Linked DNA regions of Homo sapiens: region 2 is linked to region 1. The links are chromatin loops, found by intact Hi-C in ENCODE. Cell type or tissue: ascending aorta. All regions are shown on one strand. Links, peaks and the distances in the headings refer to the core of each region. The heading gives the core; the rest is flanking DNA.

Region 1 (8,375 bases), core at 1,278-6,277:
AACAGTTGGACAAGGACAATAATTCTTATAATTATTAGCTTTCAAATTACAGAAGTGTTGAATTAGATAGTACCCTGGACTTTGCACACATGCTCTGATTTAAACAATTCGCAATCTTCACTAAAGAAAGTCAGTGGGTTTATCTTCTGATATGCTGGGTGCTGGCAAAAGTCATTGCACTAGAAGCTATAAACTGGGATTATTGTCCACATTGGCTATTTTTTCAGTTGGATTGCCTTGGGCATGTCACATTTCTTCTCTGACCTTCTTTCTTCGTATGTCAATTTCAGATGATAATACCTGTAGACAACTGAAAGGTCTGTGCCCCCTTACCTTTGTCTGTACGGCCTTGAGCGCTTTATATTTTTGCAAGCTGTAAGTTCATTTGGTGCCTGTTGATTGAGAGCCCTTAAAATCAAGCAACTCTTCTCACCTAGTAAAGCAGAAATATGTCTATATATATAGATATATGTATATATATATGCATATATATATATATCACTAGCATTCCACTTTTCTAAGCATCCATACATACGTATATGGATACACAGCCAGCAGTGAAATGCTGGCTGTCAACTTGGCCTTCTTTTCAGCCTAAATTGATTTGATTAAAGGAGAATGTAAGAGTCCCTCATATCCCCAGGTTTAGAAAAGAGTTCTTTACGTGAAACTGGCAGCTGGAAGGAGTTTAAACATTCCTCCAGCTTTAGAATTCCTGTAAGATTGAAAAAGCTATATCAAGTCAAAATATGTCATCATCAAATATTCAAGAGGAATAATTTCAATTGTGCAATTACTAAGAGAGCACGGTTTCTCTGCCTTCTTAAGGAAATATCTAGTAGGAAGACTTGAAAACAGATAAAGAGGAAGCAGTAAGTGAGACTGAAATAGAAATAAGGAGGTACAACAAGGGTCACATTAAAACCCACTTATCAGATGAGAGTGTGAGTTGTCTGGGACCTAGCAGCCCATGCCCATAGCCTGCCAGCTATCCAATACAGGCAGAGCATAGAGATTCAGAAGCTATTCAAGTCAAAGCCCAGGCCTGAATGAGGGCACGATGGCAAGCAAGGGTGGTGCTAGACAAAGAAGAATACCAAAAACCCAACCCACAAGAAGCCAAAAATTTAAGGGACAGAGAAGGAATAGACAGAGTGGTTCAAGCAGAGGAACAGTGCAAATAGATGTCAAAGGAGACTTGCGCTCCAGCCAGGACTAATTAACATTATCTAGTTCAGTGAAGAGGTCTGGTAAAAGAAGAAACAGAAAGATGGCCACTGGGTTCAGTAATATGAACACTGGGTTGACCTCAGTGGGAACAGACTCAGGAAAGGAGGGTGGAGGGAGAAGGCTAATGAAAATGAATTGACAAGTGACTATGAGAGGAGGACAGGCAGTGAGTATAGACTCTGCACAGATGAGCTTAACAGAGGCTGACACACAGTATGTGATCAAAAACATGGGAATAAAGAAGAAAGAAAGGGATAAAAGAAAAGCAGAGAAATGTATACTCCAGCGTAAGAAGAAAATGCCATGAGGGGCATGGCAGAAGGATGAAGAGGCTAAGGTTTCTATGGGACTCTTTTAGGTAAATTGATAGTTATGTATTATTCAAAGACATGTATCCACGAATTAAATTACAAGCCTGAAGAAAACAACAAAGAGAAAGGTCTCTTCTCCCTCTGGACAGATTATTTGCATCTTTGGCACATTTTCTATTCAGTCTAAATATTTATGGAGACAGTTTTACTTGGAGTTGCACCATCTCCATCAAGGGATGTTAGCAACATGACAAAGAAACAGAGAAAGAGATGATGAATGTAGGGTGTGTGATGGGGTGGGTGGGAGTGCTGGGGCCAGGAGAGCTCGCTGCATTTCCCAAAAAGATGCTTTGAGGGAATCTGGCCTTGTGGATAGGAACGCATTAATTGTAATCCATGGCAACATCTCAAGATGCATGATCAGAGTGATTCATTTGCTATTAGCTTTTTCTTTCTCTATGCATGATGCCATAGTATTGCCAGCAATGCTGACCAGGAGGGAAATTATTGACAAGACCTACTCACCTGTGACTTGCACAACATCTGCAATCTGGTCATTGTCTATGTCTGTATCTCCATCTCCTCCTGCAGTAACCTCAATAACTCTCCTCCATCCCTACTGGCTTTTGCTCTTTTTCTTTCTTTGTTTCTTTTTTTCTTTCTTTCTTTCTTTGTTTCTTTCTTTTTTTGATGGAGTCTCGCTCTGTCACCCAGGCTGGACTGGAGTGCAGTGGCGCTATCTCGGCTCACTGCAAGCTCTGCCTCCGGGGTTCACACCATTCTGCCACAGCCTCCCAAGTAGCTGGGACTACAGACGCCTGGCTTTTGCTCTTTTTCAAATACATCAAGCTGGTTCCTGACTTAAGACATTGGTCCTGGTTTTTACTCTGCCTGGGAAGCAGATATTTGCAAGGTTCTTCCCTGTCACTTGCTTTAGTTCTTTGATCAAAAGACTTCCCCTTGAAGAGGCCTTCCCTGGCCACCCTTGTAAAAATAAATCTTCAACCCAATATTAGTCTGTAGACCTTTGCCTTGTTATGGGCCTGTCACTGCTGCAAACTTGAGTAATATTTTGTTTAGTTACACTTGTTGCATTTCTCCCATGAAGGTGAGGAATATTTTTGCTTTCTTAGTGCTGCATCCCTTAATAACTGGAAGAGTATCTGACACAGAAGAGGTGTCTGCTAAATATTTGTTGTAGGAATGAAATAATGAGTCACTTTAATCAATTAATCCTCCAGGAAGACAGGAAGACTCCTCTAATTTCCCAGGTTGGGGTAGGTCTTCTCATATTCACTTCTATATCCCCCCAGCTATATATTACATATGATTGTGTAATAATGTATGAAAACAAGCTGTTCTCATATCTGACTCTCCAAACTGCTCCTAAGTTCCTGAAGCTCATGAACCAGGACTGATTTATCTTTGCATCTCCAGTGTCTCCCACAGCAGTATTGTTCACTGAAATGAAGGTGAAAGGCTTTATAGACCAAATGATAATAATCAATGAAAAAAGGAGCTGTGGGACAAAAAAGGACTCGAGACTTAGCAATGGCTTACCTTGAAGAAAGAGAGATGGTTCTGCCATACATTACATTATTTTTAACCAACTAGCAAAATACATTAAATATCCATGTGAAGTGACGGGCCTTGTCAGAATAAGCATCCTGAACTGAGAGTCAGGCACCATCTATTCTGGCCCTAGCCTTTGTGTGAGTCTGAGCAAGGCCCTTCCCTTCTCTGAGCCCATTCTCATCTGTACCATGAGAAGATTAGACCATGGGATGCCTAAAGGTCCTTCCAATCCTGTGTTCCAGGATTCTATATACCTAGGACAGTGAATGGTGCAATGGAGGAAAAAAAATGTGTACAGTGTGTAACCTTGCTCTCACAAAAGCCAACCATGCAGGATTTGGAGTCAGAAACACATGGGTCTAAACCCAGAGTCTGAAACTTAACAAACTTTGTGAACTCAGACAAATTTCTCAATCTACTTAAGCCTCCATGAAATGGAAATAGTAATTCCTAACTACACATTCAATAAATAACAACTTGCTCTGCACTTCTTTCCCATACATCTCATGGCTGGCTGTTTTAGCCATGTTGACTCGAGAACGAGAAGGTTCTTTTATTAACAACATCCTAGCAGTTTGGATAGCTCAAGCGCTGCTGCACCTCCAGCTGACTCCAACACTGGAGTAGACAGCCTCCCTCACAAGGCTAAAGTTTTCCAGTCACTCTCTTTTGGGGCCTCTGAGCAGACTCTATTTGTGTTACCCAGGAAGTTTCTTGAGCCATTTCTTTTGCTAGAATTCCACGGTAAACATTCTTACAGATGACTTACTGCCTGTCACAACATTCTACTGCTCTCTTTCCAGAAAGAATTCCTGCAGAATGAGGTCAGTCGCTTACTAACCGTGACTTCTATTTCTTTCACCCCTTTTGGTCTTGCCATTAAGATGCTGAGTGACTGACTCTGGCTACCTTAATGGGTCACTTCCAACAGCTGTGGGAGCAAAATGTTCCAACAGTTCAAGACAGAGCCCAGAGGATCCACAAGATGAAGAACAGACTCCAAATACAATCAGAGGGCCAATGGGGAAATTCCAAGTTTGTAGATCCAGTAACCATGGAGGGGAACTAAGAAGTTCTTAGATATGTTTCTAAAAGATTTGGAAATGTATAGAGTGCAAAGATGCTTGCCTTCTTATAAACATTCTTATTCATCAATGGCCCCGCGATGCAGGAATGTTGTTTCTTTTTTCTATGCTTCCAAAGTGCTGGAGGCCCTTAAAGGAATTGTGATAAGGACATTATAGAATATACAACTCCTACTGGAAAGGGCGGCAGCAGCTCCCTCTCCCCAGCTATGGGGGAGCACAAACCAGGGGCCTTCAGGTAAACACCTCTCACTATTTCCCTCAAGAGGAAAATGGGTGTCTCCTTTGACCTCAGAGTGAGTGCACAGGAATATGCTCCTTCTCATAATCTCATATTGCTGAATTATGAATACATTTGCTACATCACTTTATCTTTCATGTCATATAGCTCATGCTTGACACATAATGTTGCAGAAGTGATGGCTTTTAGTTTGAACTAAAGACTATTGGCCAACCCTGATTTAGGAAACCGTTCCTATTCCCATCTCTAGTAGATAATAATTTCTCTGTGGTTGCTTACTAAACTAACACTTCAAAAAGGCAACAGAGGAACTATATTGCAATCAATCTATCGTCTACTCAGTTATTCAACAGACCTTTACAGAGCCTCTAGGAGAAGCAAAGGCTCTTACACTGTACTACTTGAATTTCAACCCCAGCCACTAACCTCTCTGATTCTCAGCTTCCTAAATCATGAAATGGTAATAATAACAGAATCTATCTCCTAGGGTTGTTAGTAGGATTAAGAGTCATGTCAACTTTACTACATGTAATAAAGTGCCTGACATTGTCTGTGCTGTGATGTTCAGTGGGTTAGGTGTATTAAATGCATTTTTGACTTATGATAGGTTTAACTTATGATGGGTTTATTGGGATGTAATCCCACCATAAGTCGAGGAGCAGCTGTACTCAGTTCTCTAGTATGATAGAACATGGGATCCTTGAGGATGGAATTTTATGTGATTTACTATTATGTTCTTTGTGCCCAGCACAATTACCAACACAGGGTAAATACTTAATTAGTATTTTTCAAATGATGGCATGAATGAACAAACAATAAATATAGAGTAAAATGCTTGAGAGGAACTCCTTTATTTAAGGTGGTGTTTTTATTTCAGAGGGATGATTTTATTCACAAATATTGTGGGGACAAACTCTTTGGGGTTGATTTTGTCCGAAACAATCTATAGGGCTTTTTACATAAAGAATTTCCCCATGATTTTCAGTTACATGGATCCAGACTGGGGACACATGTTTGGTATTTTATAAATGGGAGGAAAAAAAAAAGAAAAATTCCAGAGAAGCATCAAGCTGAGCCCAAGTGATAAGAGAAATACCTAAAGAAGGAACAACATTGAAAGAAATTTTTTGAAAATATTCAAAGTATATAAATCATTCTGAAACCATGGTGTCCTGGTAAGAAACACAGAATAGAAAAAAAAATTATTTTCTTCTGTGCTAATATTTCATCATAACTGGCAGCTCAAAACCCTTGAGAGCCTGGAGTTTGAAGATCTTTGAGATGGGAGCTGGAAGGACTGATCTCAGAGCACTACCTTGGAGCCAGTTCTCGGGAAAACCACAGCACACTGTGTGGCTTTCTGGAACCCTTGTGGAGACCTCTCATTATAGTACAGTTTCAAGGAGGAGACAGGGCTCCCTCAGGGGGCTGACTGACAAGAGAAACAGTTAAAGGATAAAGTCATACTAGGCATGGCGCCAAAACCCAAGTAGTCCTTGGGGTCTATCAACCAGGCTGTCAGGAGCCTGCCACTCAGTCATTCCTGCAGCACCCTTCATGCCTATGACTTTACTTAGGCAACTGAGACCCCAGTCTCTGCCTAACACTATGTGACATGATGGGTAGCAAGAGATGTAAATCTGAATGCTGGTTCCGTCACTATGCGTGGCTTACCTTAGCTGAACTTCAAAATTCTTGTCTGGGAATTTAAAAAGAAAGAAGGGAAAAAAAGGAGAAAGGAAGGAAAGAAAGGAGAAAAGAAAAAAGAGGAGAGAGGGAGGGAGAAACAAAGAAAAAGAAAGAAAAGAAATAAGGGTAAGTGAAGGGAAAGGGGGAAGGGGGTAGAGGAAAGGGAAGGGAAGAGAAGGGGAGGGAAGGGGAGGAAAAGGAGAAGGGGAGGGGAGGGGAGAAGGGAGGGGAAAAGGGAAGGGAAAGGAGAAGGGGAGGGGAGTGGAGGGGAGAAGGGAAGGGAAGGGGAGAAGGGAAGGGGAGGGGAGGAGAGGAGAGGAGAGAGGAGAAGGTGGAAGGGAAGGGAAGGGAAGGGGGAAGGGAGAGGAAGGGAAGGGAAGGGAAGAGAAGAGAGGGGAAGGGTAGAAAAGGGAAGGGGAGGGGAGGGGAGGGAAGGGAAAGGGAGGGAAAGGGAGGGAAGGAGAGGGAAAGGGAGGGGAGGGGAGGGGAGGGTGAGAAGGAGAAAGAGGGAAGAGAAGAGAAGAGAAGGGGGACAGGAAGGGAAGAGAAGGGAAGGGGGAAGGGAAGGACAAAGGGAATGAAAGGGGAGGGAAAGAGGAAGGGAAGGGGAGAGAAGGGGGAAGGGAAGGGAAGGGCAAGACAATAAAAGAGGAAAGAAAGGAAATTATTATAATGATTAAGTGGAATCATAAATTTAAAGCATGGTTCCTAGCACACAGCATAACTTTGTTAAATATTAGTGCCCTTGCCTACATTCACTCATTGTCCGCATAAGGGTCTTTCAGAATCCCCTTGTTACTTAGCTCAAAATCGGTGCTACATGCATATAAATTCACCCTACTGCTTGTCCCCAGATGAATAAGATTTAATTAACACTTAACATTTTGGTACTTGCTCACTTTGGTGGGAGTATGGAGGAGTTTCTCTTCCTGTTGAACACACCATGCTCACCTGGAAATGTCCTTGATGACAACTTCCCTCATTGATTGCAAAATATTTTAATACTTTTGAGCTTAAGCTTAGATAAACTGGAATCCCAGTGTTCTAAAAGATAGGTTTGGGATCAGTCAGGTCTAAATGAAATCTCAGTTTTACCAATTACCAGTTGTGTGGTTCTGGAAGCATTACTTAATCTCTGAGACCCAATTTCGTTAGCTATAAATAAAGATAATATATATACCCCACAGAGTTAAAATATTAAATATCATCATGTACATTAAATTGTCCAACACAGGTGCTCATGAAATTCATTCATCCATTCAATAAATAGGTATCAAGCACCTCCAATGTATAAGGAGGTATTCTAGGAACTGATGATGCAGTTTTAAACTAAACAATATTTCTGCCTTCGTGGAGCCATTTCTTTCAGTTAAAAAAATGCTATGAAGCAAAAGAATGCAGAATAATAGGATGGACAGCAATAGTAATGGTGTTGCTAGAAATAAACACTAGATCCTTTTTCCCTGTGTTCACACAGTTCTCCTCTTTTTGAATCCCAAACTCTCCTGCCCACTGACCACAGGTCTCCAGGGAGGATGAATAAAGGGTTAGATTCTGTTGAATTGAGTCATCTGACATCATTTAAATAAAGTTGTGGACACCAATAGAAGAGTACATGGTCATCAACAGGACGGATAGAGTTGGGTGTCGCTTTGGAGACCCTTGGAGATGCACAGCTATGCTCGGTCTCCAGGCTTGTCATAGTTGAAACTACAGAGGCGATTCTTGGAGAAGGACATTTCCCCCCAAAGAGGCAGTCCTCAATAATGCCATCTTTGTTGCAGCAGAACATCGGCAACCTTGTTCTGAGCTGAGTCCAAGTTGAGGGGAAAGAGGGGAACAGCCAGCTGTGAAAAGATCAATTTGTTTCCAATCCATTCTTTCTTATGGTTAGAGAGGCTGGCTCCCCACACTGGCTGGGTCTGTCAGGGACAGATGCCAAGTAGGGCACAGACTGAAGAAACACCCCCTGTTCCCACTGAAGCAGGAGCATTCAGCCTCTGCTCTGAGTAAGCCTCAGAGTCTATGGCATTAGCCATCCCCTAGTTAGGTTGCTTTGGGGAGACACAAGTTGGGGCAGATGAGAGGGACGCCCCAAGTCTAATTCAAAACTACAATTATTCAAACCCTCCATTTATTTATGTTTGTAAATACCCAGTGTTGGCAGGTTGTGGGAAAGCAGGGGTTACCATATACCATAGCTGAGAGTGTAAATTGGTATAACCTCTTAAGAAAACCATTTGG
Region 2 (8,375 bases), core at 2,077-7,076, 290 kb before region 1:
CACCTGAGGTCAGGAGTTCAAGACCAGCCTGGCCAACTTGGAGAAACCCCCATCTCTACTAAAAATACAAAAATTAGCCGGACTTGGTGATGCGCGCCTGTAATCCCAGAGACTCAGGAGGCTGAGGTGGGAGAATCGCTTGCAACTGGGAGGCGGAGGTTACTGTGAGCCAAGATCACGCCACTGCACTCCAGCCTGGATGACAGAGTAAGACTCCATCTCAATTAAAAAAAAAAAAAGAAAAAAAGAAAAAAATGCCAGTATCTCTAGAATATGCTATTTACTACTCTGGCTTAATCATGCAAGTTAAGTAAATTCTAAGCAGAAGCAGTAACTTATCAGAAGGCAAAAAGTGTAAAATAGTAAAGATCTCTGGACAATTAACATTTAGGACATGGGAATGTGCACAGGGCTTGTAGGAGGCAGATCTGAGATCTGGAGGGATGTCAAGTGGTCAGATCCTGAAGAAACTTGACTGTGAATCCAGGAAATTGAACTTTGTTCCAGAAGCCATAGAGTCTCTACCCTGGCCCACCCTTTTATTCTACAAACGAGGACACAGGAGAATAAACCGAATAAACCAATTTAACTATGGCTGTCCAGTTTTGACTTTAAGAATTCTAAAAATGTGAGTAGAATTTACAGACTATGACATTAGCCTTTGACTTCAGTGATTACAAAGCACTTATGGATAAACTTAAAATCAAAACATCTCTGTGTATATTCACATTATCCTGAGTCTTGGCCCAGTGGTTGCAAAGTCATTCTTCAAGTCTCCTTATCATGCAGACGGGGCAACAATCCCAGAAAAAACAGACACAAGATAGAATTCAGGTCTCTATCTCCAGCATGAATCTCTTTGCATTCTCTGTTCTGTCTTCTAAAGGGGTCTTTCAGCCTCACTCAAACATAACCTAGAGGAATATAAACTTGCACCTTTAGCTTCTGAGAAAGGGGACAGCCCTGGGATTAATTAAAATCCTACACACTGATTAAAACACTCTAGCACCTCAGGATCAGTTATGAAAGCTTTTCATCATGCAACCTCAGTAAAAAAAAAAAAAAACTCAGTAAACAGCTCCCATTTCCAACCTGTATTTTGAGAACAAAAGATATCTGTCAGGAGGGAGGAAGGATGGGGGCTGGCCACGAGGATTGTTTTTCTGTGGCTGCAGTAGAAAATAGTCTGGTTTGAATTGTTGTAAAGTAGAAAAACAAATGGCATGTAGCTGTGCATTTTAACTCACAATATCAGTTTGAAAAAAAAAAAAAGTTGTTTTCTCCCATGACTCAATGGAGCGTTGCATTTGGCAGCTGGACCCCATTACTGGCATCCCCACAAAGGAAATGTCAGATCAGGCATTATTTACAATCTCAAGTTTACTTTTTCACTGAAGCCTTTCATGGCCCTGTCCACATTTCAAGTGACGGGGCTTCAAACCAAAGTCATTTACACTCCATCTCATCACATGCAAACTTTCACTTCTTAACATCTTTAATACCAGAGCCGATAAGTCTTCTCAACCAAAATTGTACTTAGAGAACTGAGGGTTCTGTTAATGTATTCCCTGGCAATGAACAATGTGCATGGGCTAATATTATTTATTCAATGTTATTATAAATGTTTGAAAAACAAACAGGAGTTATTGCAAACTGGTTCCAGCCACATAACTGGCGCCAGATGATTTTAAGCAAGTTAGAAGGATACATACACATTACATGCCATGGAACTCCTGTGTCTGCACGGGAGACCATCTGAACTTGCTAAGTCTGAAAGTTTCCATTGCTTTGTTTTTATCTAAGTTTGACCACTTTGAACAATGAGACATATTTGCCAGCTTTTAATAGAAGAGCTAAGATACATAAGGCTGTGTCTTTATGAGAATGTCAGAATCAGATTTTCTTGAATGTCACTCCTTTCTTCAAGCTATTCTAAATTTCACTTAGCCCATATAACATGCAGAAAAACATAACTATGTAACTAGAAACACCTAAGTTCAAGTCCTTACTTATAGCAGTGGTTTATATTTAGGCAGGTTACCTTAACCTCTTTCAGCTATTTCCTTGGTTGTAAAATGAAGATAAGGATGTCTATTTTGGGGAATTGTTGTGAAGATGATGAGATTGTATTTGCTAACTTCTGGTTTTACAGAGGATTATAGAGGATACTCAGTAATATCCAGTCTCTTTCTATACAAATTACCCTAACGGAAACTCTGTCGGAGACATTTTGTATATAATTTTCCTTTTATCACATTTGTTTGTGTACATTATTTAGGTAGTACACTATGTGCCTCTTCAAGACAAGTGGTTCCTTTTGGTAAATGATGTAGTAGATATAAATGTGGTTCTTTCTTGCTTCAAACACAATGACTTGCATATTGTAGAAACTCAACTAATGGTAGTCAGTAATTGAAGCAATTGAGCCATCCCATTCTCTCCTTTCATTATCTTAAATAAAACATACTAGATATTTCCTGGTTCTTTTCCACAGTCTTGGATTCTCTGCTGGTTCTGTAGAAAGTACTCAATAGATCTCAGTAAATCTTTTTGTGTGTGATTTTTTTTGTTTTTTGTTTTTTTGTTTTTGTTTGTTTGTTTGTTTTTGAGATGGAGTTTTGCTCTTGCTCTTGTTGCCCAGGCTGGAGTGCAATGGCGTGATCTCGGCTCACTGCAACCTCCACCAAGCGATTCTCCTGCATCAGCCCCCCGAGTAGCTGGGATTACAGGCATACGCCACCATGCCCGGCTAATTTTGTATTTTTAGTAGAGACAGGGTTTCTCCACGTTGGTCAGGCTGGTCTCAAACTCCTCACCTCAGGTTATCTGCCCGCCTTGGCCTCCCAAAGTGCTGGGATTACAGGCGTGAGCCATCGCGCCCGACCTAAATCACTTTATTTAATGAACTGTTGGAAAATCCCTGGGAAGCCACAAAGCTAGTCATGCTCAAGTACTGTATCTTTGAGAACCACTTGGACATATCACTTTAATTTCTCCTGGCTACATATGTACCCATTTTGTGTTGCGTTAATTTTATAGGTTGGCAGACAGGCCAAAAGACACACTCAGAGCCACAAGAAAACCATCTTCATATGGCCTGCCATGCTCTTCATGACTATTCTTCCTATGGCCTCACTTCCCACCAAAGCTCACTCCACCTGCCCTGTATTCCAGCCGTATTGCTGTCATCTGCATCTATGACCTAGGAATTCCAGTTGCTGCAGTGTCCTTGCTCTCATGCTTTGTTGGCCAAACTGCCCTACTGCTCCTGCAAAACACAACATAAATTGCACTTGTTTTGTGAAATAATCTTGCAAATTTCTAGGCAGAATTAGACGGCTCCTCTCTCCACTCATTATGGTCCCCACATCAAACTTCACAGCACTTGTCCCGTAGCTTCATAACCTGATCTTTGTTTAAATTGTGAGATCCTTAGGGCCTAGCAGTGATTGCCATGTAGAAGATGCTTGGTAAGGATTTTCCAAATTTAGTGAAGAAGCATAGGAAGGTGTCTATGAAGAGGAGGAAAGAGAAATTGGCTCAATAAGAAAAATAACTTGTAAGCAAAAGACATATTTAAAGACAAAATAATTTCCCAAATGCCTTTATTCTATACATCGCTTCTTTGCTAGTGGGAAATAATGATATAAATATATACTATTTACCAGAAGATAAACTCCATGCATAAGAAAAAAAATTCTTCAACTTTACTGACTAGCAAATTTTATATTTTGAAATCTAAATCTCCTTTTTCCAGAAAAGCTTTCCAGTCTGCTTGTAAATATTTTAACCATAGAAGAGTAAAAATCAGAGAGCCAAAAAAAAATTATGCAAAGGTATCTATCAGAAAAAAAAGAGACAGTTTGTGTCTGCAATTTGCTTTTACTTCTGTACATGTTTCAAGAAAATCTCAAAACCACCCAAAGAGATCCCAAATCTCAGATTTAGTCCACATTTCCTAATTGTTCAATCATATTGTAATTCCCCAGTTCCTAGTGCTAGTAATTGTCTAATGGTCTGAGGAAACACACACACACAAGCGCACACACACACACACACACACATACACACAGTCTTTTTCTTGAATCATCTTCGGCTTAGAGCACAGTAGCCATGAGGGTAACACTTTTTTCCTGTCTGACATTTCAGTTCTGAACTTTAGACATCTGATTGCAGTTGGATTAAGTTTAAACATGATGTCAGGTTTTCCACTACTTCATGAGCAAAACATGTTTCTCCTGAGTTTAAATAAGTCTAATTGTGCTTACTCTTGTGTTAATTTGGGAAATCCCTAGATTCTTTTGGAGGGAGGCAAATAGCAGTGTCCTACCATACATGATAAGGGGAGGGGAGCACTGAGTGATATGTGTCAGCCAGCAGCCACGCTGCTTCATAAGTAAACTAAGATACGCTTGGGTAGGAAAAGCTGAACTGGAGATTTTATGAATGCTACAGAGAGCATTTCTGGTGGAAGTATGAAAGGATGGTCATTTCAGTAGACCCTGTATTCTTAGTGCTTAAAACGTTGCATATAGTAATTGCTCAATAAATATGTGTTGAATAAAATAAATGGATAAGTGATACTGCCTTGCCATATAAAGATTAGTATATATGGATGGCAGGAACTTCAAGAAAAGAAAATCTTTGCAGAGTGATGCAAACTCTTCTTTACTTTTTTTCATCAACAATGTTTTTGAGGAGTACAAAGATGAACTATATTTCTTCTCCCATAGCAGGAAACAACCTCAGGACTGCTGAAAAGGACTTAGTCCAAATATCATTATCCTCATCACCCTTTTGTCTCTGTCCTCATAAACACAGCCATCACCACACCAGCCACAATAAATAGCTCTGTGACCTTGGGCAACTTCATTAAAATCACTGAACCTTAGTTTTATTTCTGTACGTGAAAAGATAGGGTTTGTCCTCTCTTAGCACCATTTATTCCTCCACATCTTCTCTCTAGTTGTGGAAATTTTTTAAGTTAATAAAATATCAGTGTTCTACTATGAGAGGTTATTAATACAGCATTATAAAGTTTAATTTATTTTGTTGGTGAAGCAGTCTAAAGAAGTGAGAATCCAGACTACAGTTGACTAGACAGACTGAAAACAAATTGTAGTGATAAAATTTTTTGAGATTCCAGATAAGAAAAGATAAGAAGAATAAAGAGAAAATACAAAGAAAGTGTGATTTCTGAATGTTCAATTCAGCTTGATTTCTAAAGGAAACAAAGGAAATAAAGATGAACTATGGGGAAGATTGAATAACTATGGCATATTGAGTTACTTTTGATTGGTCATAAATAACATGGGATTCTTCCCATTACAGAGCAATCCAGATGTTTCCTGGAAGCATAAGGGAAGAGTTTTATACAAAATGGAGAAAAGAGTACAAACTTTCTGTGGTAGAAATTACTAACACTGACCACAGCTAGTCTTCTCCTTCCTAAGATTGTGAGAAGACTTTCCAGATTTCCTCACAGCTAGGCTGAGGTCATGTGACTATTTCTGGCCAATGGGCTGTAATAAGTGTCACTTTTAATAACAGAACTTGAGAAGCAAGAGTTAGTTCTCTATACTTTCTCTTCCCCTGACACAACAATCAAGAAAACCATTTGTTGAGATGGCAGAGCCACAAAACAGAAGCACTCTGTATCCCTGCATTGCCACATGAAAAGCTGTCTTGAAGAGTTACCTCCCTCCCATTAGACATGGCACTAGAGAGTAATAAACTTGTGTTGCTTATAGCCACAGAGATTTAGGAGTATATTTACCACTGCATCACAGCTTCAGCTGTCCTAACTGGTTCACTTAACTCATTGCTGGAAAGATTAAATGAGAAAGTATTTGTCAAATTTTCTGGAAATGGTAAAGTACGCTAAATGCTACTTGCTAATAACTTTGATGAAAGCCTTTCTGGTGGCAAAGTTTTTATTACCAAATATGTCTATATACAAGTGCTAAATAAAGTCTTTCAGACAATACTTGGTGCAGCTTTTCATCACGAGACTGTGTAACATTTAGGATCAAAATATTTATGATGGCAGGACAAGAAAGAGAACACATTTTGGAACCCAACAGATTTGCACACAAATCTCATCTCTGTTATTTACCGGTTTGTGACCTTCATATTTTTTTATCTATAAAACATAATATAGAAAGTGTGAGAGTATAGAGAAATGCCTTGATTGTATTAATGTGAGGATAACATTAAAATGTGAGTGACTAATAAATTCCAAGGGCTTATACATAAATCAAAGTACTAACAGAGGGTAATATCCAATTAACATTAAATATTTTCTGATTACTGTAAGAGTGAAAGATAAAAATAAATAGTTGGCCAGTATATTAGATCTTTGTATAATCTTATACTATAGAAAACAATGATGTAAAGAAAAAGTGAGAAACAATATGTAGAAGGTTCTGGTTTTAATCCACCTTAAGAGAAAATTTGAACAAAGGTAGCTGTCTTCCCATTCATGTTCCATTGGCCAATTCCCATGTTGACATTACCTAGTTAAGAACTACAAACTCTAAAGATTGAATTATATTTGGGCGATTAAAACTAGCCTAGCGGAGTGATGTGAATAAAGATTGTCCTCTCGAGCCAAGAGTTGCTGTCATCAATTATAAACAGACGTAAACCCAGGATGGAGTAGATCTTTGCAGAAAATATTTATGTCGGTTACTATGCACTTGGGTTTTGTGGGATACGTCTATTTTTCCAACAGTTAATGACATGGTATTTAATGTGCCCAGGTTAGCTCTCAACTATTTGCTCTTTCCTTTTTACTTTTCTTGCTTTTTTCTTTTCTCTTTTTCTTCATCCCTTTTCCTTTCCCTTCTTCTTTCCTTCCATATAATGACCAGCTTCCATATATTTGGCCTACCTTGCCCCAGGTTTGAATACACAAAATGACTAATACTCAACTACTCAGTTGTTTGATTTTACTATTCCTGGTTCATATCCAATTCTAGCCCTGGATTCCAAAGGTAATTTTTAATTTTTTTTCAGCTGATATTCTAGAAGTAATGAATAGAAAATCTTGGAAGCTGAGACTTATTTTGTGTAATCCAGGCCACAGGATTGACAGAGCTAAAACTAATCCAAACTCAGGATTCCAGTGACCCTATTTCCAATCACAATTAGCCACACCTAGATCTCCAAAAGGATAAAACATGTTTTAAAACTATCAATTTAGACCAATTTAAGAAGCACCCATTTCTTGATCCATCTCCCCAACTAAAGTCATCTCTGTCAATTCAATGAGCTCAGAATCCTTCAACTTTATGCCTTTTCCAAGCTAAGAAGAAACTCCCCTATGATATTTTTAGTACTCTATATCTTAGTATGGTTTAGTTTATGATAATCCCATGAAACTTCTTGGATGTTAGGGAAGAGAAAGCCACAAATACTAAATATTTAAGGAGAAATACCAAAATCAAACTTTACAGCTTTTGCCTAGGAGTTACTCAACATGTGTGAGAGCCATATTCATATTATTTCTTATTTATTTATCAAATTTTTCTCCTATCAAAAGTGAAAATAACTATCCTAGGCCTAAGTATTGAGGTAAAATGGTTACAAATTTCTGGGACCCTACAGCTAGGAAGGCAATCTGTCTTCAGTAATTTAACACAGAAATAAAGCAGAATAACATGCTTGCATCAATAGACATACATGCAACATTTTCAGGGAGTGGGGACACTGATTTTAATGGAAAAAGGTGAAAATGGGAAAAGCTTCCTGGAGAAAATGACCTTTAAATTGAGTCTTTTAGCGTTAATAGCAAGAAAAAGGAATTGCGAGGCTGGGGGAATGTCATATCTAAAAAATCATTCAGCATTTTAAAACTATTTCTTGTGCTCTTTGATGAACCCAAAGATATAACAAAAAAGATGTAGTTTATTACTAAAGAGGTTTACTGCCTCAAACAAGCCATTACAGAAACATTAATTAAATACAAAGTAGCTGGAAATGAACAAAAATAGAGTCAGCATATTTAGCTCTAGGCAAACGGCCCATCCAGTTCACTTTCTATAGATAATGCTTCTTGAATTAATTTTTTGTTTTGTTTTTCAATGAAGGCAAATGCAGCCTGCAAGGGGGAAGCCAATCTTGTTCAGATCTGCTTTTCCTCTCTACACTCTTCCCACTTTATGCTTGGGCCATTGCAGCAACCCCTTCCACCTTATCTACACTGAGTTTTCTAGACCTTCTTTTGCCAGAAGCTATCTATTTCCATGGTTTGGTCTTGTCTGCAAAACTATGCTCTTTGGAGCCCCAGATCAGGCTTCTGTCCCTTAGGTACTGTGTCTTATGTTACTTAGGTACTGCGTCTTACTGAATAGGGGATCTAGATTTTGTGAGTT

The links. Hi-C counts contacts between places; a loop is a spot of excess contacts. Peaks named below come from ENCODE experiments on the same cell type or tissue, not always from the same donor. Only the 100,000 strongest peaks of a DNase experiment are listed, where the experiment ranks them.
Region 2: it touches region 1 in a loop (2.8-fold over the local background); 1 of 110 quality-filtered maps calls a loop at or near these places.

Annotation. Positions count from the first base shown.
Region 1 is chr9:115,142,346-115,150,720 of GRCh38, reverse strand. All of the region lies in intron 1 of DELEC1 (deleted in esophageal cancer 1), which reads right to left. Among named protein-coding and RNA genes, the nearest start is that of DELEC1, 4.7 kb to the right of the region's middle. In ascending aorta, for the core only: no CTCF peak of the experiment used is centred there; DNase peaks (open chromatin) are centred at 3,750 and 4,000; H3K27ac peaks cover 2,005 bases.
Region 2 is chr9:115,438,093-115,446,467 of GRCh38, reverse strand. No RefSeq gene overlaps it. Among named protein-coding and RNA genes, the nearest start is that of DELEC1, 300 kb to the right of the region's middle. In ascending aorta, for the core only: no CTCF peak of the experiment used is centred there; no DNase peak of the experiment used is centred there; H3K27ac peaks cover 3,439 bases.